3 separate regions of the Mus musculus genome follow, and regions 1 and 3 are each linked to region 2. The links are chromatin loops, found by intact Hi-C in ENCODE. Cell type or tissue: heart. All regions are shown on one strand.

Region 1 (8,000 bases), 210 kb before region 2:
CCTTCCCGCTGCCCCAGACTATGACCCCTACCCTCCTTTTCCTTATTGTGCTTACCCCTGGGGGTAAAACATTTCCTGGCTATGGCTGAACTTACCCATCACTAAGTTTGGGTCTAGAACAATGCAGCCTGAGGTCTTCATAAATTGGTGGCTTCCTGTGACTTGTCATGACACTCGCTAGTATACAGAGCAATCTCATGTGTATGTGTGTGTGTGTGTGTGTGCATATGTGTGTGTGTATGAGTGTATGTGTGAGTGTGTGAGTGTGTGTGTGTGTGTGTGTTGCGTCAAAGCATCTCTCAGCATGGACTGGGTGTCCCATGAAAGCATCTGCTTCTGTCCCTTGGTGACCCTCCACCCCCTTCCCCAAGTAACACCACAGAAAGGGAGAGACACACACAGAGATAGAGACAGACACAGAGAGACAGTGACAGAGAGACAGAGACAGACATAGAGACAGATACACAGACTAGTCTGCACCCAGCTGCCTCAGTTCTCCCAGCAGTGCTTATGAATAAAGAAGCTTGCTCAATTGCAATTCTAGAATACATTAATAATTGACCAAAGATCATTCAAAGACTGACTTCAGAAATCTTTATGCTAGTCTGAACTTTTCTATTTTATACAGTTTCATTTTGCATGCGTATGTTTTAGCACAGGCAAGCCCTGCCTGTGTTCAATCTCCAGACTAAAAACAATAAACAAGAACCAGAACTGTGTGAACTGTGAGCCATTTGCACTGTGTTTCCCCCAACTCAGTGTGAACTGTGAGCCATTTGCACTGTGTTCCCCCAACTCAGTGTGAACTGTGAGCCATTTGCACTGTGTTCCCCAACTCAGTGTGGACTCTGAGCCCTTCATCCTGTGTCCTCAACTCAGTGTGAACTGTGAACCCTTTGTGCTGTGTCCCTTCAAATCAGTGGGAACTCTGAGCCCTTCATCCTATGTCCCCCCAACTCAGTGTGAGCTGTGAGATCTTCTCCCTATGTCCCCTCAAGTGGGTGTGAACTGTGAGTCCTTTGCCTTGTGTCCCCTCAACATGGTGTGAACTGTGAGCCCTTTGCCTTGTGTCCCCCCCCAACATGGTGTGAACTGTGAGCCCTTTGCCTTGTGTCCCCTCAACATGGTGTGAACTCTGAGCCCTTTGCCTTGTGTCCCCCCCCCAACATGGTGTGAACCGTGGGCCACTTGCCTTGTGTCCCCCCCAACATGGTGTGAACTGTGAGCCCTTTGCCTTGTGTCCCCCCCAACATGGTGTGAACTATGAGCCCTCTGCTTTGTGTCTCCAGTGGAAGCTTTGCACACAGCTGCACTTCGGTGTGACACATAAGAAAGTGCATCAACAGCACCTTTGTATATTCTTTGGCTTCCTTAGGAATTCTTGTATTCATTTTGGTTGTGGATTCTAGTCACATGACTGCCTGTGCAGGCTCCTTTCTCTATTACCCCAGCTGAGACACTGAGGAGTTGGGACACCACTGGGAGCCAAGTCACCTACAGGTGGTAAAGCTATATAATTTCTCCTAACAGAATCTGTAACAGCCAGGCAGACTGTCTTAGTTAGATTTCTATCACTGTGATAAACACACCACCAAAAGCAACTAGGGGAGGAAACATTTAGTTCTGCTTCCAGCTCTCAGGTCATTCCTGAGGGAAGTCATGCAGGAACTCAAGGCAGGGACTGGGAGCAGAGATCTTTGAGGAATGATGCTCACTGGCTTGCTCCTCATGGTGTGCTTAGCCCCCTTCTTTATATAACCCAGGACCACCAGCCTCAGGGTAGCATTGCCCATAATGAACTGGACTCTCCCACATCAATCATTGATTAAGAAAATGTCTCATACAAAGAGTGGAGCAAAGACTGAAGGAAAGGTCATCCAGAGACTGCCCCATCTAGGGATCCATCCCATATGCAGACACCAAACCCAGACACTATTGCTGATGCTAAGAAGCACTTGCTGACAGAAGTCTGGTATAGCTGTCCCTTGAGAGGCTCTGCCAGAGCCTGACCAATACAGATGTGGATGACGTATGCAGCCAACCATGGGACTGAGAGTGGGAACCCAGTGGAGGAGTTAGAGAAAGAACTAAAGGAGCTAAAGGGGTTGCAACCCCATAGGAAGAACAACCATATCAACCAACCAGACCCCCCCCCCCCCAGAGCTCCCAGGGACTAAACCACCAATCAAAGAGTACACATGGAGGGACCCATGCCTCCAATTGCTTATGTAGCAAAGGGTGGCCTTATTTGGCATCAATGGGAGGGGAGACCCTTGGTCGTGTGAAGGCTCGATGCCCGAGTGTAGGGGGATGCTAGAGTGGTGAGGTAGGAATGGGTGGGTGGGTGGAGGAGCACTCTTATAGAAGCAGGGGGTAGGGGGGATGGGATAGGGGGGTTGCAGAGGGGAAACCAGGAAGTGGGATAACATTTGAAATGTAAATTAATAAGATAACCAGTAAAAAAAAGAAAGAAAGGAAGGAGGGAAGGAGGGAGGGAGGGAGGAAGAGAGAGGGAGAGAGAGCGAAAGAGAGAGAGAATGAGAGAGAGAGAGAATGAGAGAGAGAGAGAGAGAGAGAGAGAGAGAGAGAGAGAGAGAGAGAGAGAGAAATGTCCCATAGGCTAGCCTACAGGCCAGTTTTATGGAGGCATTTTCTTAATACTGGTTGCATCTTCTCAGATAATCTCACTTGTGCTGAGCTACAAAGATACTTACTACCCAGCACAATGACCCACAGACCATGTGCATGGCCAATCTCTGTCACCAGATTCCACTATCCATTGCCTGCCTGGACTTGGTGTAGAGCCGGAATCCCAGGCCACTGGAATTCAGACTCCTCTGTGGAGATAGCTAGAGGTGCAAATGGCTCAGTATCCTGCCAGAGAGGCCCAGCCCAGCCCAGCCCAGCCCAGCCTCACAGGTTTGTGCTGCTTGTCTGAGACCCACCCACTAAGTAAGAAATAAGCAAGACACAAGTCAGGGTCCTAGTTTGGCCTGACCCTGTGCTGGTAGCCACAGCAGGCCATTCCTATGGGGCAAGCATTTGCCTCACAGCCAGATTCTATTCTGTCCCATCCTATTTCAGCTTATCTTTTACCCCTGCGCAGAGGCTCTGGGAGACTGGTAGCCCCACCCTGTGTCTCTAACTCAGACTTGTACATCCCCTGTCTCAGTGCAAGGATTTTCCATTGCTTCTGGTCTCCCAGACCCGAGAAAGGACAGCACACAGACACCTCCCCTGTGACAGCAGAACAATTGGGGTCTTCCCAGAGATGTTTGCCCTTGGTCTTGGATACTTGTTGATGCGACTGGGGTACAGAGAAAGGAGACCTGCTTCCCTGTACGCAGTTAAAAGGTGACAATTTCGTGATTAATCCACAGGGTCTGTCGCCTGCCTGTTCCCTCTGGTCTTGACTTCAGAAGCCAGCCAGACCTCTTCTTCAAAACCACGACTGTTGTATGTGCGTTTGACCCTCACCGGGACAGGGCCATTTTCTCCCACACCCCCCATTCCCTTCAGGGGTGCCTGCCTCATTTGGTATCCAGAGCTCTGATGACTTCTGTGGATCCACAATGTTTCCAAAACATCCCCTTCTTTTCCTACCCCTGGGGAGAAGCCTGGAATTTGGGATATTCATCTTGCCTGGTGAGCAAAAGCTTAAATGAAATCCGCTTTATCTGCGGGAAGCTGTCAGCTGATAAAAAGGGCAGGGAATTAACACACGGGTAAGCCAGGAGCTCCAGACAGCAGCGCCTAGCTTTCCACTCAGTTCCTGCAGAAGCCGCCGCCGGGGGGACTTCAGTGTCTGACCCCCAAAACCTGTCTAGACGTTTCAGACATTTGGTAAACAAATGAATTGCTGCATAGGCAGCTGGAGCAGAGCAGGGGGTGTCTGCCACCTCAGGGCGACTGCAGGAAGATTCACACCCGGCTGGAAATGCTCTCCCGGAGGATAACAAACACAGCAGCTTCCCTGCTTTCCAGAAAGTTCTTTTCTGGGCCAGAACCCCATGAAGGAGCCTCCATTTCTCCTGGGAAGTGTACTTTTGATTTCTAAAGATGTTTTCCCATTTCCACAGCCATATGGGAGATGCGGGTTCCCCAGAGTGTGTCTGTCAGACCTACAGTGAGAGGAACAGCTGGCGGCTGTCTTTTTAGGCCATGCCCTGTCCTTCATGTTCCAGTGAACTTCTCAGAACCCTGGTTCAGGGAGGCGGAGGCTGGAGATCAAGGCAGAGGCAGGTGCAGATGCTACCGTGTGTTAACTTTTGGGTTCCACAATCTCACATCCAGGGATGCCACTTTGCTATGTGTGGGAGGGAGGTTGCAAGGTGATGAGAAAAAGCCTCCTGCTTTTTATGCATGGGAAAGAAAAAAGGCCGGTAAAGAGAGGCCTCCTGGACCAGGTGACGCTGGGCAAGGGACGCAGGAAGGGGCATGGTGATGTGTCCCTAGCCTGCTTCTCCTCACAGCACTTGCCTTTTCAGAAGGCTGGTAGCCAGGTCACCGCTGCACCCAAGGGCACTGGGACAGTGGGGTGTTATGGAGCCACCGGGGGGGGGGGGGCTGGAGGCGTTCTGACCAGGGTGAGAGGGTAGCTGCAAGCTGTCACTCACAAAAGTGTTTTCCAGAAGCTCTCCAGAGCACCTTAGACATCAGTCCTCAGAACACTGGGTTTTCTGGTCTCTGCCTTCTCACCCTGCCTGTCCGTGGTAGCGGTGGGGGGGGGTGGGGGAGTGGGAAGAGAGAAAGGAGCTGAGTACAGCTGGCTGCCCTGTTTGTCTCTTTCTCTGGGCCAGAGAACAGTCCCGTGAGTGGAGTGACCGGGGTCCAGACGTCTCTGCCAGCTGGCAGGAAGACAAGCAGGCTGTCTGGCTGCAGAGCCTCCGGTGTGGTGAAGGAGGTAGGAGCTGAGCGACAGAGGAAGGAAACCGGAGGCTGAGTGAGATCCTCAGGCCTGGGATTCAGGAACAACTTTTTATTGTTCCGTCCTGCAGACAGCTTGGGAAAGTGCCCCCGTCTCTGCACAAGTGGGTCTCCAGTCTCAAGTCATTGCTAAATAACACTTTCCAAGATTCTGACTCTGGAAGGATGTGACAATCTCCATCACGGCCAGGGTGCAGGGTGTGTGTGCAGGTTGTGTGTGTGTGTGTATGTGTGTATATGGTGTGTGTGTGTATGGAGGCTATGTGTGTGTATGCACGTGTGTGCAGGCTGTGTGTGTGTGCGTAGACTGTGTGTGTATATATGTGTGCAGGCTGTGTGTGTGTGCAGGCTGTGTGTGTGTGCAGGCTGTGTGAGTGTGTGAAGGCTGTGTGAGTATGTGCAGGTGCATGCTGTGCGTGCATGCTGTGTGTGTGTATATGCAGGCTGTGTGTGTGTGTGTGTGTGTGTAGGGTGTGTGTATGTGTATGCTGTGTGTGTATGCAGGCTGTGTGTGTGTGTGTGTGTGTGCAGGCTGTGTGTATGTGTATGCTGTGTGTGTGTGTGTGCATGCTGTGTGTGTGTGCATGCTGTGTGTGTGTGCAGGCTGTGTGTGTGTGCTGTGTGTGTGCATGTGTGTGTGTGTATGTACACAGAAGTGGTATTGGCACAGCCAGACAGGACAGGAACAGGGCTTCAGGCTGGGCAGGGGCCATAGGGGCTCCACCTACCCCATGCACCAACACTCCTCACTCCAAAGTTCCCAGTCTATTGTCCCTTAACCCCAGAGTCTGGGAAATTTAGTAACTACATATGTAACTCAGGCAAAGGAACAATTGAAGAAGCTGAACAAACCAGAAACTATACACTTCAGAAACTTCCAGAAACTATGCACTTCATTATCCTTCAAAATATACTGTGTGACCCAAGCTGTTCTCAGACTCTGGCCAGTCCTCCTGTCTCAGCCTCCTAAGTGTTCAGATTACAGATTTACACCACTAGGCCCGGATTAAATCATGACTCTTGACAGCCAGACTTCTTCCTCTTAGGGCCAAACATGGCTGCTGAACCTCATGATATGCCTGTGGGTGTAGCTTGTAGTGTGAACAAGGCCTGAATGTGACATCTTGGGAGCACTCCACCGTGCTCTGAGAACACTGATACCATGAAAAGTCCCCACCGGAACAGCTGGAGAGACGGCTCAGCAGTAAAGAGCACTTGCTGCTCTTTCAGAGAACCCAGGTTTGGTTCTCAGCACCCTCACAGTGACTCACAACCATTCGTCCCTTCACTTGCAGGGGATCAGACTCCCTCTGTTGACCTCTGGGCAGCAGGCATGCACATAGTACATAGACACGAACGCAGGCAAAACACGCGCATACATCTGCATTGGTTACTTTCTATCGCTGCGATAAAGCCCTGTGACTGAGGTCACTTTTAATCCCACTGGTCGAGAATAAGACCACTATTAGGATTTTTGAGCCAATTTTGAAGTAATTTTATTAAAAACTGGCCAGAATGATGGACATTGGCCAGGCCCAAACCCAGGATTCCCCAAAAATAGCTGTGAATTCTGTTAGTTCTGTGTTTCTACAGGCAACACCCTCAAGACTACATACTTCCTGCCTTGGTCCAGTTTGCCGCAAGCATGCATCCTGGTGCACTTCCTGCCTACATAACTCCCACTTCCGTGTGGTCAAGCGCAGCCTGTGCCGTCGGGGCAACCAACCTTGTTTAGAGAAGTGAAAGCACATGGCTTGTTAGTGTGCATGAGCAAAAGCATTCCAGAACCTCAGGAAGTTATTTGGCTTTGGGCAAGTGGGACTTATAGGCTAGAGGCATTTTTGTTTTATAGATCTCTTAAGCATAGCAATCTTAACTTGAAACATAACTTTAGTTGGGCTTTGTGGTTCCAGAGGGTTAGGGTTCATGATAGTAAAGCAAAGACATTTGAAAGCTCATTTATCTAAATGCAAGCCAGAGAGAGAGAGAGAGAGAGAGAGAGAGAGAGAGAGAGAGAGAGAGAGAAGAAGAAGAAGAAGAAGAAGAAGAAGAAGAAGAAGAAGAAGAAGAAGAAGAAGAAGAAGTAAAAATGGTGCAGGTATTTTTAAAACCTCAAAGACCTGTGACATACCTCCTCCAACAAGGCCACACCTCCATATCTTCCTCAAATAGCCACCAACTGGGGACCAAGTAGATCACTCTCATTTAAACCACCGCATACACACAAATAAAATGCATCTCAAACAAACAAACTCCCAATGTTCCCCTATGTATTTCTGTTATTTTGAATCTCACTGTTGTTGTTCTGAGACAAGGTCTCATGTAGCCCAGGCTGGCTTCAAACTTGCTATGTAGCTGAGGATGGCCTTGAACTCATGCCCCCCTCCCTCTACCTCCCTAGTGCTAGGATTACAGATGTGTGGCACCGCTCGTTTGGCTTGTGTGATTTACATGGACAATGGATGACTCCTGTACAATGTAAGAGGCCTGGGCAGAGTTCTCTGTGTGTTGGCCCAGGGATGCTACATCAAAACCAGAGACCTCTGTCACAGCTCTCCAGAGCATCAAGGTTTCCCGAGGTGTCCCCGCCCTAGGAATGGATTTTTATTCATGCAACGGGCTCTGTCAGGCTGCTCAGAAAGAGCTGTTTTCTTCCTTTGTGCCTGGAGGCCAGTTCAGACCTGAGACCCAGCCAAAAGCGTGACATCAGAGAAGCAAATGACCCCAGAGAACCCTGGAAGGCTGTTGCTGTGGTCGGATTTATGAACACATCACTGAAAGACAAGCCTCCCCTCTAGCCAACTTGTAGCTGAGGCCAGAGAGGCCCTTATGCTCTCTGCCCTGTGGTTGAACTCCCCAGGAATTCCTGATAGCAGAATTTGCACCCCACCTCAGGCTCAGACCTCTGGACTGCTCCCTCCTGCCCAGCCATCCCTGGGGCCTGGTGAGGGCTTGCCTGGGAGAAACAGTATTGCAACGGGCGAGGAAGCCAGAGTGGACTTGGGGACCCTCTGGAGTGCACACCAGGCATTCAAGTACAGACTGACCCCAGGATTTACTGAGTCCCAGCAAGA
Region 2 (8,000 bases):
TCGATCTATACAGATGGCCTTGGGGGCAGAAGCCAAAGAGTGCCTTTGAAGCAGCAGGGCCTTGGCAACCAGGGCTCAGCCCCTCAGGGCTTTGCCAAGGAGCAAAGGGTTCTGCTGCTCTGGAGAGGAAGCAAGGCCAGGCATCAGAGCCACCAAATCCTCGGACCCTACCCCAACCTGGTGCCAGTTCTCTTACTGTCTCAGTCATAGTTTTCCCAAAAATACTTCTTGGAAGAAAATAGTTGAAACTTTGTTTTCTACTCTGACCATTCCACAAAACCCTGATGAAGGAGTCTAGCGAGAAAGAAAGACAGTGTGCACACACACAGGTGCACACATATGTACTCATTCACACATGCGTATGCACAGGCACACTGGTACATACACACACACATACATACAGGCACACATTCATACACTAATAGGTCACTGGATACCACAGGCACACATGCACACACTCACTCACACACACATACACACTCACACACATGCCCACACACTCATACACACTCACACACATACATACTCACACACTCACACACACATACACACACACATACACACACACACACATACACACACTCACACAGGCCACTGGTTATCATCTCCACAAGTGAGTAGACATGCGAGCGTTTTCTGAGGACACACTTCCTCAGGGGGTGTCAGATCTCAGCTTGGATCCTGCTGCATCCACTTTCCACAGTCAGGGACAGCAGGGGCCTGACATTTTTCACAGAGGTAGCAACTCCATCTGATGTCTCTGAACTGCACCTCGACAAATAGCAGTCACTTCTGAATCTACTTCTCCGAAAGGTCACCAGCCAGACACCCACAGAAAAGCCAGCCGTCACTGTCACTGTCCCCGTTCCCCCTCTCCATGTCCTCCACATTGTGTCCCTCCTCCCTCAGTCTGCCTTGTAGAACTGCACAAAGGGAGAAAGGTACCAGAGAGGAAGCCCACCTGCCGGGCTTGTTACCTGCCTGGCTGCCAGCATTCCCTATTCTTCTGTTCACCAATAAGAGGCAGTCCCATCACGCACGCAGGGCCTGGCTCACATACACAGACTTGCTTCAAAGCTGTGAGGCCCATGTCTGCCCTGAACCTGAAGCCAAAACTCAACAACCACATGCTGTCCCCATGTCCTGCAGAGGGAGGCTCTTGAAGAAAGCACAGAAAACTCGGCCTCTCCCAAGTTCCCCCACGCACCCTCAGCCTGCAAGGGAGATCTCAGAACCACACTCACAAGCTCACCACCTTGGCCTGCTAAGCGCTGGCCTCTACTGTGATGGGGCTAGGGCCATCTCCACCTGCAAGGAAGGAGGAGGACTAGACCTCCAGTCTGCCAGGAAGGGAAAGGCCCTGGACACAGATGGGACAGTCAGCTCAAAGACCCCCAACGTATCTCCCTGTGCTACAAGAGGCGGGGCCCTGTCCATGAGTTCCAGTCCTTCAGCCGACTGACAGATCCTCAGTCCACAACTGAGAGCTCAGGTCATCCCACCCCCAGGAAGGACGCCTGTGTAAGGGAAGCCAGGCCTGTGCCCACCCATCCAATCACTCCTCCTAGTACTCTTGCCACTGTCCCAGAGCAAGATGAAAGCTAGCCACAAAGCTGCTGGCCTTGTGAAGACAAGACTCCAGCAGCCATGGACCCGAAGCTGCAAGAGAAGGGGCTGTGCTCTGGAAAAGAGCCTCTCGGGACCCCTGCTGAGGTCACTGTTGAGCTGAGAGTGTATGGGGGATCTCAGGGGATGGAGACAATGAGGAGCAGAGGGGAACTGGGGAGGTTGGAGGGTAGAGGACCCCTCAGGAAGAGAAGAGCTGGGGTAGTATGGTCACCAAGGTGCCCACAGCTCCCCATGGCTCCCACAGCACTCCAGTACCTCAAAGCCTGGGTCAGGCCCACCTACCCATGTGGAACATGGCAGGAGCCAACCACACTAACTGTAGGAGAGAGATGGTGGCTTGGCCTCTCTGAGCCCCAGTTTCCCCATCAGAGATGGCAGAGGAAAGAGAGACAAATCTAGCAGCCTGGCTCTCATCCCTCATGCCTTGAAGGACACTGTGCTCAAAGGTCCTGGTTTGTCAGTAATGACTGTCCTCAGCTAGAAACCGGTGAGAGTAACAAGGAACCGTAAGGGACAGAATCCTGAAGGGTGTCAAGAGTTGGCTCTGGATGAATTCTGAATCTAGAGTCTTTTGTGCTCTATGACCTTGGATGGTTTATCTCAGGGTCTCAATTTTTCTGAGAAAATGCAAATAACAATGAGTCTCTCTCTGTGTCTGTCTGTCTGTCTGTCTGTCTGTCTCTCTCTCTCTCTCTCTCCCTCTCTCTCTCTCTCTCTCTCTCCCTGTCTCTCTCTCTGACTGCAAGGATCTAGTAAAGTAAGCAGGACTCCCGGCTTGTGGTCAGTCCCTGCAACAAATGCTTTGGGCTCACCCAGTTCCTTCAGTATGGATGGGGCAGACCCCAGATGCCAAGCTCAGTCAACTGCAGGTCTTCACAGAACCTTCTTGTAGCCTCCTGCTGAGAATCACTGATTTGGGGTTCATTTATGTCTAAATGGGTTTCTGCCTGAACATCTTACCTTTTTGTGATTTTCCTTTCAAATTATCGAAGGATGTGCTCTTGGCTTTTGAAAACAGAAAATGAATAAAATGTCAACGGCACAAAATAAAGAATGAAAATCAAGTCCTTCCCCGGCATCGGGATGCCGAAGTGGGAGCCGCTCTTTCAGGACAAGATGCCCTGACTCCCCAAACACTCATCACCCACGCTATATCCAGTCTACTTTAAATGATCACCTGAGAGGAATTCAGTCTTGTTTATCACTCGCACCCCTGTCCCTGCTCCCCTATCGCTCACTCTGGGCTCCCAGCCCAGCAGCCCTGCGTCCAGCAGCCCTGCGTCCCCACTGGCTTGCAGTTAGACAGGACCCTGGAGAGGTGAACCCCCAAAACCTTTCCACAGCTCCTGGCCCATAGTTGGCACCCCACAAACACTGTGACAGCTGGGTGCCTTCCCTGCATGTCCCGTGGGAGGCAAAGATGTCACTCAGTGGGGAAATGTGTTATCGAGGAAGACCCAGGAGTCTGAGGCTGGCCAAGACCACAGCACTGTGCTCCATCATGACCCCAGAAGGGGCAGGGGGCATCCAGGGGTGATGTCACCCGCCACCTGCCACCCGCTTGCTATGTGGCGGGAACGCTGTGTCAAGGCTTGGCCAAAATATGGTACTCATGCTCTCGGCCTTCCGGGGCAGCTCATCCCTACTGACAGACAAGGTGGAGCAGAGAAGCAGGGCACACCTTGCAGGGTGTGGCAGAGACCAGCCCACCCCAACCTGCATTCACAAGGAAGAGTCTGTCCAGGCCAGAATGACTGTGGTGAGACGGGTGTGACATTCACATTCAATCTTGCACAGTATTCATTGTTTGTTTTCAATTCAAATGCAATAAAACCACGCAGTTCACCATGGCCATAACTTGGAGTCCCCCACCCCCTCAGCGCCTCACCCCACCCCACCACCACCCCAGAGCAGGGGTTTCCAGCAGCCTTCTGCCTCCCTCTCTTGTCTGGGCACCTTTGTAGAAACGAAATGCCCCTGGCCCAGGCGGGACTTGAGGTGCCATGCTGCCCCCTGCTGGACCCTTGCAACAATGCACGAGCCAGAGGCCCGCTGCGGAGAGCCTCAGCCTGTTTGCTCAGCAGGTGCTGAGCCCTCACTCACAGGAAGAGCACTGACCCTGGAATGCTTGCGCCACCCTTCTGGGAAAACTGTCACCTGGTTTGCCATCTACCTCCAAACATGGGATAAAAATGGGTAGAAAATTAAAGCAGATGCACTAAAAATCAGCACTCTACAAATAACTTCTTTTAAAACCTAAAGTCAATACAAACGTCTCATGTTGTATAAAATATTGAAGTCTTCAGTAAATAAGGGATCCTCTCACTGATTTTATTCTGTTGCCTCTAGCTCCAATATTGTTGAGCATAACACTGTAATTCATCTGTCTTTATTTAAAGCCCTGGTATTTTGTTTGCATAGATTTTTTGGCATTAATTTTGATTTTTTTAAAATTGCATTAAAATGTCATTTATCTTGATTACAGGTGTGGTTTGGGTTGTTGGTTATTAGTTTATTTTAGTTCAGCATGTCCTTATATTTTGAGCCCAAGGCATGATGTCTTCTTCTTTGTAATAGCTTTGGCTCTGCCCTGGCCCATCTCTCCCCTCCTCTCCCCATTACCCTGTGGACTCCCATAGGCTCAGGCATCTAAATTCCTCATGCTCCTGGCCAGGAGACAAAGCCCTCTTCCCCACCCTCAGCAGCCTCTAGAAAATGGAACAACCAGGGAATGGGCCGTTGCTAAGTTCCTTCCCAAGGGGACACATAAGCAATTCCTCCTTCCTAAGGCCCCAGTGATAAATGGAGACACCATTCCACTAAAATTCACTCTGGGGGGGGGGGGCTGATAAGTTTATTGGACTTTCTCAGAGCATAGAATGAAGAGTTACCTACAAAAGTGTGGAAGATCCCCCCAGTAAAAGGCTGCACTAGAAAATCTCCACCCAGCAGGGATGACAACTGTCCCATAACTACACACATGGAGTCGCTCTCCTATTCTACTTGGCCTGTACGTTCTGTGCCCTCCCCAATGCCTCATGCGGTTAGGACAAAGTTGGATACTGTAGGTGGTGTGGAGCAAGTGGCTGCAGACTCTGGTCTCCCTGTCCCGCTATGGGAGGATGGCGTAGTCATCCAACAGGCCCAGCTGAGGTGACCTTTGGCAAGCAAACTCTCCAAGATGGCCGTTGTTTGGGTCAGAGGAGTCTTGTACAACAGAGGATGTCCTCCGGAGCCTCTAGAAAAGAGCACAGGGTTGCCACGACCGATTCTGGTGGAGCTGCCAGGTGCCCTCCTCTAAAGCTATGAGGTCATATATCCTATCTAAGTCTCTGAGCCGATGACATAGTTACAACATCATAGAGACCCAATACAGTGACTTCCAAAGTCAGTAAGGTACGTGGAGGCCCCTGAGGTGGCTCCAAGCAACTGCCACATGCCTGGTTGCCACATGCCTGGAAGGGGTGGGTGCCCCACAGTTATGTGACAAGCATTACAAATTGAGGCTTAAGGCAGCAACACTTGACTCTCATGGCCTGGGGGCACAAGCCTGAAGCAGGTGTCTTAGTTAGGGTTTTACCCAGGTAACTCTTATAAAGGCAAACATCTCATTGCGGCTGGTTTGCAGGTTCAGAGGTTCAGTCTATTATCATCATGGCGGGAAGCATGGCACTGTGCAGGCAGACATCACGCTGGAGGAGCTGAGGCTTCTACATCCTGACCTGAAGGCAGCAGAAGAGGACTGTCTTCCTCAAGCAGCCAGGAGGAAGCCTTCTTCCACATTTGGCAGAGCTTGAGCACAGGAGACCTCAAAGCTCACCTACACAGTGATGCACTTCCTCCAACAAGGCTACCCCTACTCCAATAAGGCCACACCTCCTAATGATGCCAAGCACTGAAATACATGAATCTATGGGGACCAAACCTGCTCAAACTACACAGCAGGCGTCAGCAGGCATTGCCCCCCCCCCCCCACTTACAGCTCTGGGGTAGAGCCTGCCACACCAACTTCTGGTAGTGCTGGGTGTGGCTTGCTACACACCTGGCTTCATCATACCTGTCTCCTGGGGTTGTCACTCTGTCCTCCTGTCTGTCTAAGATCTTCCTCACCTTCCTCTTCCATGGATCCTTGCAATGGTATTAGGGTCCCCCGAGGACACTCACCCTATCTCTGGGTCCTTGAGTCACCTGTATCCAACTTTTCCCAAGTAATGGGATCGGGACCTGAGATCTTTGGAGCCATTTTCCTGCCTTCCACAGGCCCTGTGACACAGTAGCTGCTCTCTAGGATGGCCAAAGGAGATCCACTTAACCAAGTGTTGAGAGTCCCGGAGAGCTAAGTGCAACCCAGTTTCACACCTGCCCCTCATCTTTACCAAGCCTGTTCGGCAGCTACCAGTGATTCTAAGCCTGTTTCTGCATTTATCCTGGGAACACCAGTCATGTCCCACAAGGTCCTCAGAGTCCTGCCTCCCCAAAGTCATCCCCACTGATTGGGGCCTGGAGCTAGGCTGCTCAAGACCAGGCCTCAGGCTCCCACTGCTCTGCTGCCTGGCCTGTGTCTCTGCATGCTCACTGGAAGGTCAGGGCGACACTGTGTGAAGCTTAGTGGGCCTGTCCCTGAGGCTCACCAGTCCAGGCAGACTCAGCTCAAGCCCTTCTCTTCAGGAGCTTGATCTGCCCAGCTCCCTGTGCCTCAGATGCCACCACACAACTGCACCTCACATCATATGGTCAACTGTCAGGCGATTTCTGGTCTTGGGAGCCAACCCCACAGGACTGCCGCTCTCGGCGGTTTATCATCCCCACAGATGGAATTATAGCTTTGGCACGGGTAATTGGCCACATATTATCCCATATTTTATTTGTATTTATCATTACAGCTAATTATATGGGCCAAGACTTGTCACTGGGGAAGCATATAAATTATGCCTAAATCATTTGTGCGGAGCCGGTTTCCAAAGGAAAGAGTCAACAGCCCATCTGGCTCTGAGATTGGAGGGGGGGGGCGGTTACAGACGTGTGAATTACACACAGAAATACATCTAGCTCTCCTATTAATTATGCATGGGCCTATACACTGGACCCTTATGGACCGGTGTCTCTGTAGATATATGTATCTTGTATCTGTATTCTTTCTCAGCAGCTCATTGGATCTTAGAGTACATTTCCAAAGGAAGATAGTGAAGGGTTCTTTCACTGTCAAATCGGCAAGACCACGGTCCCTGTTAGTCAACCAAACAGTAATTTTGAGCCCGGCATCAGCTGACCATGTGGAGATTTTCCTGGACGACCTGCATGGGTCAGGCCCAGCTAGGTGAGAGACGTCACATGCAGCCTAGAGCTCCCTGAAAGAGACAGACCTGCCACCCACGGGTACTGTTGCAGCCACACCAAGAGGCCAGCCTGTGCTCAGAGTCAGTTCCATGGGTTTCACACCTGCCCAGACGGACAGCCAAGTAATCTCTGAGACAGACTTCCTCCTGCCTTGTTTATCTGGCTCTGCTTGACCCAAGACCATGACCTTCGAGTGTCATCATTCAGCAAACCAGGCAGGATGCTAATGAGATCAGAGCTGGCCCAAACATATCTAGTGACCTGTTGGTTCCTTAGAGCCAACATGCCTTTCTAGGTCCAAAACGATCACAAATAGACCCCAAAGGTCAAAGCCTGGCGGAAAGTTTTCAGGATCCACTAGTCGTCCCCCTTGGTAGGGAAACTGGCACTCAGAAAGAACGCTGTCCTACTGGGCCCACCATAACCTCTACCCTTCCAACGTTCTCACAGTGGCTCCAAGGAGCACTCTACTTATTAGAGTGAGCTGGAGAGGAGCACAGGTCTCTGGGAGCACTAAGGAGTGGGAGGGTTCTCTGCCCTGGCAGGTAGCCAGATGTGTAAAAGCCCCATAGTGCAGAGATCAGGGGAGCATCCAACCCCTCCCAAGGGAGGGAGGCAAGATCAGCAGCTGGCCTATGTGGAGAAGACTGTGCTGTAGGGGTCTGCAGAGATCTCTGTGTATTTGAGGGTCCCCAGAGACTAGAACCCCGAGGGGGGCATGATTGGCCTCAGGCAGAGACTAGACAAAAAATTAGAATGAGCAAACTCAGAATGTTCCAGAAGCTCTTCCTGAGGACAAAAATCTATTGACTTAATATTCTTTAAGAGTATTGATTAGAATGACCTATGCAAAGTTGATACTGAATTAGTGAGGAATATATTCATTTTTAAGTATTTAGGAAAACAAGAAAAATCTATGTGGCTTATTCCGTTCCTCAGTGAATGTGACAACGTGAGAGAGCTGGAAACACTGTAGCTTAGTCATTTGTCTGTCATTTGTTTGCAGCTAGACCAAGCAGAGGAAAGGCCTGACA
Region 3 (8,000 bases), 330 kb before region 2:
CAGCCAAGACCAGCAGCTGGTTGGCTCTCCCTCCTTAATCCTGGCAGCAACCCTCCCTCCTGGAACACCTCTCTAAAGGCTATTGTGGAGACGTGGTTGACTGGGTAGAGCACTGGCTGCTCTTCTAGAGGATCCAGGGCTCAGCACCTTCATGGTGGCTCACAGCTATCTATAACTCCAATTCCACCCAGAAGAATTCCCTCCTCTAGCCTCTGCAGGCACTGTATGCATGTGGTGCACATACATGCAGGCAATGCGTTCATACACATAAAATAAAATAAAATAAAATAAAATAAAATAAAATACATAAATTGAAAAGAAAATCCAAACAAACAAACATCTGGCCCTACACCATCTAATCCTTATCCTTGATTTTTTTTTTTTCAACCTTACCCTAGGTGACCTAATCTTGATCCTCGACCTTCCTGACCTGAAACCTGACCTTCCCAACCTGACCCTTGATCCCTGACCTCCCCACACTGACTTTGCCCTGTCATACCTATGTCTTGGCCTTCCTGACGTGAGTGGTAGATCTTCCACGTCTGTCCGTCATAGCTCAGAAGGTGCTTATTTCTCATGGAATACAGGAGTGGGTTCACTTCTTTGGCTGTCGTCATTCCCAGAGCCTTGGCGATGTGCAGGGCCCTGTGAGGCCCATTGGCTTCCAGGAATCTTAATATTCTTTCATCTGCAAGGTGGGAGGCAGGCACTTAGTGGGAAGAGGGTCCTGGGCTTGCATCTGTCCACCACCTACTGGCTATGGCCTGGGACACTTAGGAAGCCCAGGGACAAGGTGATCAGGTGGCATTGGTTACAGTGGTCATCTGGAGACCAGGCAAATGAAGCTCTCACCCTAGAGCTGGCTCAGACTGGCACAAGGGTGTCAGAGTCCATGTCTTGCCATTTAGAGCCTCTCTTCTAACAGTGAGTCTGGCCTCTGATACTCCTGTGGAGCTTCAGCGGTCTGGAGAGGCCCATGGGGGTGCACTGAGCTGCAGACCAGGGCCCCCTGAAGTTGCACCTACATCTCTTTAGGGTCTTGAGTCTGGAAGAAGGATGTGTCCGTTGGAGATGGGAGACACCCTGCTCCACTAAACATGGGGAATGATTTCTCAGGGGAGCTGGGGGCAGCACATTAGGCTGGGACCCAGGACCTCCTGTCTGTTTGGGTCACAGATACTGTCTGCTGAAGGTTGAGGTCCCAAGGCTGCTTCCTTTCCTGTCTCTATCTGGAGCTGAATGAAGGCAAGGTGGCCCTGGGGACCGCATCAGCTCTTGGAACTCTGGGTCCTTTCTTCTTGATGGCTCTCAAAGTCACCTGAAGGCTCTGAGTGAATCCTTACCCATCAGCCCTCACTATCCGTGTAACTATTGCCTGCAGTGTGTCTTCACTACTGCTAATGTCTATTGCACACCTACTATGTATAAGCCCTAAGCTTCACATTTGGCTCCATTGGCCAGAAGAAATCAAGAGACAGAGAGGGAATGGCCAAGCTCAGATTTGAAGCCAAGCCTCGTGGCTCTTAATGTGCGTGTAGGGGGGAGGAGAGCTTAGTGTGTGTGGGGGGTCTGCTCTGCCTACATGACAGATTACCAAGGCTAGGCTGGGCACTGGAGTTCTCAGGGATTGCAGGAGCCCCATCTCCAGAAGCAGCCCCGCCTATGCTCCATGTTGCAGGCTCTGGGGAGGACACTCTGTCCTCCTTCTTCAGGCGGTAAAGGACTTGATTGAGGGTTTTCTTGGGCACTTGGCATTTCTTCACCAGCTGGCCAATCTTCACAGGGCCGCCGTCATCGCTCAACACCTGCAGGATCTTTTGCTCCAGATTGTCTGGGGAGGAACCCAGAGAAGAGCTGAGTTAAGCCTAGTCCCCAGAGCAGAGAAGGCACCTGTGACCTGGGCCAAGCAGACAGGAACGACGACACCACCCAGAGGCAAGGGTGTCAGTCAGGTGGCCCCTCACCCCACAACTAGATGTCTGGGTGGCCAAATGGTAAAATAGTATACAGCCTGCCCTGTGTACTATGTGGAACCCAAACAGGTAGGAACCCCCAACTCTCGGACGATGGAACAAAAGGGAGAGGCAGGAAACCAAGTCTAGCCCTGAAGTCCCTATTTGGTGTCTTGATGGCCTCTCAGCCTGGCCAGGAGTCCCTTTCTCTCCTGCTCAGCACCCACATCGAAGGCATGGGTGTTCCCAGCCCAGGAGCCCAGCAGATAAGAAAAATGGGTCTCTCCTCCCTTGCCTGATACAGCAGGAGTCCTGAAAACCCAGCTCAGCTCTTTAACCCAGCCTCAATGTCATCTTCCAGATGCCTGCCTGCCAACTCCAGAAGGCTTCCTCCCAGAGCCCTCCACCCCTGCTAGCTACCCAGCCTCCTCCTCCGTGTCTAACCCTGAGGATCCCCAAGTTCCACCTCATGTCCCTTCCAGCACGTCTGTCTGCTTATCCATGAGTCTGCCTCTACCTTTCTTTCTTTCCTCTTGTGACAAAGTCTAGCTCAGGCTAGCCTGGAACTCATAGCAATCCTCCTGCTTCAGCCACAGCCCCACCCCAGGGTGGGGCTGGGGGTGGGGGTGGAGGAGGAGGAGGGTGTTGGGGGAAGGATTATAGCACTGAGCATCTATTCCTGACTTGGCTTTGCCTTGCCTTGTAAAACCTTTGCTGGGGAGTGTGCCCTGTAGTGGCCTCTCCTTCATTCCTTTCTCCCACTGGCCCCTAGGGACACACAAGGCAGGCCAAGCCTTCTCCAAAGGGTGAACTTGAAGGACTGGTTGCAGGGTCTGAAAGTGGGACTTTGGAAAGCAGAAGGCTGCAGGTGACAGGCTGGAAAGGTTAGCAGTGAAAGGAAACCATGGGAACCAGGTGACCTTAGTTCTGGTCTTTGCTTGGCTCCTCCCTGATAGCTTTTGAGCAACCACTTCTAGTATGTTGAAATAAGAAATGATTTTCAGCTGGGCGTGGTGGCGCACGCCTTTAATCCCAGCTCTTGGAAGGCAGAGGCAGGCGGATTTCTGAGTTCGAGGCCAGTCTAGTCTACAGAGTGAGTTCCAAGACAGCCAGGGCTACACAGAAAAACCCTGTCTCGAAAAAACCAAACCAAACAAAAGCAAACAAACAAAAAACAAAAATGAAGTGCTTTTCAAAAGATGAAGAAGAAAAGCAGTGAACTAAATCCTGCCCACAGCATGGCAGCCTCACACAGCCCTGCACCCCGCAGCCTCCCATAGCCCAGAAGCCCCTAGACAGGGTATGTAGTCTCAGCAAGGGTTCAAATAGGGCAGGAGAAGAGCTTGAATGTAAAATCAAAGTCACATCTCCTTATCAAAGCAAAGTCCTCTCTTGAAATGACAGTTCGGAGCCCGAGGGCTGTCACAGGCCTTGGTGACCTCATCAATGAGGTAAGGTGACATGAAGGATCTGGGGCACAGGATCCTTGAAGCAAGCTGACTTCCCTGTGGTGACCTCAGAATCCTGTTGCTGTCTGGGCCAAGGAAAGAGCTAGGAGCCTTAGAAACATCAGCTGGGACCCACGCGAGGTGAAGGAAGAGGTTTAGCTTACCTCCTGTGCTCAAGTCAACAGGAGCTTCTGCCATGCTCACAGCAGCCTTGGGGCTCCTTTAGGGCAGGGGGTGGCAGTTTCTGGCACTGTGGTCAGGCCTGGGGCTCTGAATCCACAGGCAAGAATGGCTGCTTGGACCTGCAGGCACCAGCTGTTACCATCCCGGAAACAAATACCCATCTGGCTCCATCCCCTCCCCGCCCTCCAGCTTTTCAAAGAAAGAGAAAATGAAACTTTGGTGTGGTTCTCGGAAAGAAAGGGTGTCGAAATCGAAATTGAAATCGGGGTGGGTGAGCAAGCTGGAGTTGGATGACTGTGTGACAGAGAAGAGAGGAGTCTTGGCCTCTGGGGTGGAGACTGGTCTCCCACCGGGAGAGCTCTATCTGAAGAGAACTCTGTGAAAGCCCTGTGAGGAGGAAGATAGATCTAGGAAAAGGCACCTACTGTGCCTCCCCCACATGCCCACAGGCAGGTGTAGTACCATCTACTCACATACCTTCTAGAAAAAGAGCCCCTTTTCTCACTTTCATAAATTCTCAGTGACCCGTGAACAGCTCAGACACTTCTCTGTTCCATATTACGTAAGAGGGGATCGGGGCTCACAGAGATGGCCTTGTGTCCACCACTCAGCTCACAATAATCCCAGAATCTGGGTCCCGGCTACAGGGTGGAGGTGGGGTGAGTGCAGAGGCCATGATCTTGGGACCTCTGTACCTGTCTGGTGTGCAGGTCACTGGTGCACAGGGCAAGACAGCAGCAGTCGTTGGAGACTAGAAGGAGGTGATGTGCCTGGAGGATGTCTGCCAAGCAAGCAGGAGGTGGCAGGTCCCCAGTCAGCTTCACCTTACAGAACCTGAAAGGGTCACCAAGGGACCAAGACCAGGCCAGGTCTACACAGCTTAGGATGGGCCTGTGCATGGGAAAATATTAACATTTCCAAGTGATTTTTTTATGACTTCCAGGGAGGAAAAACAGTGCCTGCAGAGCCAGCCAAGGAAAACAGAAACCGCACTGCCTGTTGCCACCCAAAATAAATAAAGTCGCTTTTAAATGAACTCTCAGCTGGCCCCATTGAGGGACACTGCCCAGGTTCCCTAGAGGCGCCATTTGAAAACTGACCACTAGGTGGCGCATGCTCACCAACCGCCTCTTGCCCAGGGGGTCTTGCTTGGTCCCTAACCAAGGTGGCTCCAGACTTAGCAGGGCTTCAGGACATGCCCTCCTCACTCCTTTCTTCAGCATTTTCCTCTTCCCTTCCCTTCCCTTCCCTTCCCTTCCCTTCCCTTCCCTTCCCTTCCCTTCCCTTCCCTTCCCTTCCTTACATTAGCTGACCTGCCTGGAAGGAGTCAGAGCCTCCTAGGTCAGTGACTCTCAACCATCCTAACTCTGCACGTCGTTGTGATCCCCACCATAGAAATGATTTTCATCAACACTTTGTAACCATAATTTTGCTATTGTTATGAAACATAATGTAAAGATCTGTGCTTTCTAATGGTCTTAGGTAGCCCCTGTGAAAATGCCACTTGACTCCTCCAGAGTACTCTACACATAATAAAGAAATGTTAAAAAACAAAAGATTTATTTATTTATTTCATGTATATGAGTGCTCTATCTGCATGTACCGTGTATACCAGAAGAGGGCATCAGATTCCCTTACAGATGGTTGTGAGCCACCATGTGGTTGCTGGGAATTGAACTCAGGACCTCTGGAAGAGTAGTCAGTGCTCTTAACCACTAAGCTATCTCTCCAGCTCCAATAAATAAATTCTTTTTAAAAAAATTGAAAAGGAAATCTTTTTTAAAAGAAAGAAAAGAAAAAATTCCAAACTAATTGCCAACATTGGTCCTACCGTCGATTAGATGGCACAGATGTGCCTTTTTGTTGTTGTTATTGTTGCTGCTCTTGTTTGCAACAGTTGGCAGACACCCCAGACTTGGTGTTGTCGGTCAACCCAGGTTCTTTTTTATCCTGTTGTTCTGCCATTTGTAGCCTATATATGGGTTTGCCTTAAGTTTTAGAATGGTTGCTGGAATTTTACCTATCTTGTGTGCAGTCCTTCTTAGAAGAAGGAGTAAGGGACGGGGAGCGGGGAGGGGAGGGGGGAGGGGGGAGTAGCTTCAGTTGTCTACTGAATACAGAGCTACCTGAGGGAGTCTCCATTGAGAGAATGCCCAGAGCTGATTGGCTGTGGACACGGTATGAGAGAATATCATGATTGATGACTGACTCGAGAGAACGCAGACCACTGTGGGCAGCACCGTTCCTAGGCTGGTTGTCCTGGGCTGTACATCAGAAAGCTGGGTGAGCATGGGCCGGTAAGCAGCCTTCCTCCGAGGTCTCTGCCTCAGGTTCTAATGTCACTTCTCTACGTGATGGGGCTGTGAAGCTGTAAGCTGAATAACTGTGTGTGTGTGTGTGTGTGTGTGTGTGTGTGTGTGTGTTCCGTGTATTACAGCAGCAGAATGGAATGAACACAGTAGATATCTCCCTTTGGAGAACACACCTTGCAGGCTGCACATACTTTCCACTAGTATCCTATCAGACAGGACTGAGTCTTACCATTCTGTCCCCCATGGAAAGCTGGGGAAGGAGGTCTGTATCCCTGATCACTGTGTACCCAGATAAAATTGGGGTTGCACTACTTCAGCTCACAGTGATACCTATCACGGCAGATACTGGCAGAGACCTAAGTGGCCTTGCAAATCCAAGGCTCTTCCTCAAAGAGAGAGCAAGGACTTGTCTCTTTGTGTCTGGCGGTGAGACCTTCCCCTGCACCACACAGCACCTCCCAGCCTCTTTCTCTAGCAGATCCTCGGGGAGAGGGCGCTGGCCAGATGCCTCAGCGAGTAAGAGCACTGACTGCTCTTCCAAAGGTCCTGAGTTCAAATCCCAGCAACCACCTGGCAGCTCACAACCATCCATGCCGGGCAGTGGTAGCCCATGCCTTTAATCCCAGCACTAGGGAGGGAGGCAGAGGCAGGTGGATTTCTGAGTTCGAGGCCAGCCTGGTCTACAGAGTGAGTTCCAGGACAGCCAGGGCTACACAGAGAAACCCTGTCTGGAAAAAGGGAAAAAAAAAAGACTCAGGGAGAGGAGGGCGTCTGGGAGCTAGCTCTGGTCAGGGGTGACTGGTGACAGGGTGTCTGTGGGCCCTAGCTAGAGCAAAGAGGAAAGATCATTTATGTAAGATGTGTTGAGATGACAAGCTTTTCTGAAGTCCTGTGGAGGTGTGGGTCTTGTAAGGCAGAACAAACTGTGGGCCTCAGTGTCCCTGTGTCCACTGGGCACATTTGGGCATCTCCCCTTGTTGGCCCTGGGCCTTGAACAAGGCCCTACTCTTTATGGGTCTCAGCTTCCAGTTGATACTGGGGACTGGCTGCATCCGAGGTACCTTCAGAGATCTGAGCATGGGGCACAGGCCATTTGTCTCTTTGTCTCTGTCCCTAGCTGTCCCTCTGTGTGACAAAGCCATCTTATTTGTCTCCCTGGTCACTTACCAAAGGGTTTAGACAACTGGTTTGTCAGTGGTGTGTGAGACCGGTCCAGGACAGGAAGCCTAGGCACCCACCCAGGCCCTCAGAGAAACGATTTCCCAGAACGTCATACGAAGGCTAGAGATGGCTTCCTTCTGAGTTGGGAAAGGTGGCCTATCTTGACTGTAGGGAGAGCTATCGGCAGGAAGTGGGCCAGGGGACAGGGAAGGCTGCCATTGGTCAGCCAACGTCTAGGAGAGATTTTCCCTTCTCTCCCCAACAACCTGTTTCAGAATGACATTTCTGCCTTTCCCACATCCAGACAACTATCCTGGCCTCAGCTCACACCTTATTTGAATTTTATAATTGCAACTTCGAGTTTTCTTAAATTATATTTTCTGTTTGTTTTGTTTTGACCCGGAGTCTCACTCTTTTCCAGGCTGGTCTTGGACTTGCAGCAAATCTCTTGCCCCAGCATTCAGTATGCTAGGATTACAGGCATGCACCGCTAGACTTCGCTTTGTGTGTGTGTGTGTGTGTGTGCACGTGGAATGTCAGGTGTCTTTTTCTATAATTCTCCATCTTATTTTTGAGTCATGGGCCATGGGGCTCATAGATTTGACCAGACTGGATGGCCCTCAAGCCTCAGGATTTCCAGGCTCTGACCCAGCTCAGGAGTGCTGGCGCTGTAGATATGAGCTGTCACATCTGGCTTTTATGTGGGCATTAGGGATATTAACATGGGTCTTAATGCTTGTATGATAGATACTTTACCACGGAACCATTTCCCTAGGCCCAGATAGACTTTAAAAGAAATACACTTAGTCAAAGCTGGCCGTGGTCATGTTTACTGGGTGAGAGACCATAACCTCTCTTCAACTACAGCAGAGACTCATAAAATTTTCATGACAGCTAAATGGAGTGATTAATGAATTTGACATGATACTTGGGTTTCCAGATGG

Evidence for each region. Hi-C counts contacts between places; a loop is a spot of excess contacts. Peaks named below come from ENCODE experiments on the same cell type or tissue, not always from the same donor. Only the 100,000 strongest peaks of a DNase experiment are listed, where the experiment ranks them.
Region 1: it touches region 2 in a loop (2.6-fold over the local background); 3 of 42 quality-filtered maps call a loop at or near these places.
Region 3: it touches region 2 in a loop (6-fold over the local background); 20 of 42 quality-filtered maps call a loop at or near these places.

The regions. Positions count from the first base shown.
Region 1 is chr2:173,331,231-173,339,230 of GRCm38, forward strand. No RefSeq gene overlaps it. Among named protein-coding and RNA genes, the nearest start is that of Gm36911, 12 kb to the right of the region's middle. In heart, a CTCF peak has its summit at 3,870; DNase peaks (open chromatin) are centred at 4,001, 4,851, 6,621, 7,641 and 1 weaker place; H3K4me3 peaks cover 395 bases; H3K27ac peaks cover 3,756 bases.
Region 2 is chr2:173,542,868-173,550,867 of GRCm38, forward strand. No RefSeq gene overlaps it. Among named protein-coding and RNA genes, the nearest start is that of 1700021F07Rik, 24 kb to the left of the region's middle. In heart, a CTCF peak has its summit at 3,667 (motif pointing left); a DNase peak (open chromatin) is centred at 3,644; H3K27me3 peaks cover 3,538 bases.
Region 3 is chr2:173,215,178-173,223,177 of GRCm38, forward strand. It overlaps Zbp1 (Z-DNA binding protein 1), which reads right to left and starts at 3,745. Exons shown (of 8, transcript NM_021394.2): 1 at 3,565-3,745; 2 at 1,595-1,831; 3 at 500-688. The coding sequence starts at 3,598. In heart, a CTCF peak has its summit at 4,675 (motif pointing right); DNase peaks (open chromatin) are centred at 3,794 and 4,484; H3K27me3 peaks cover 1,728 bases.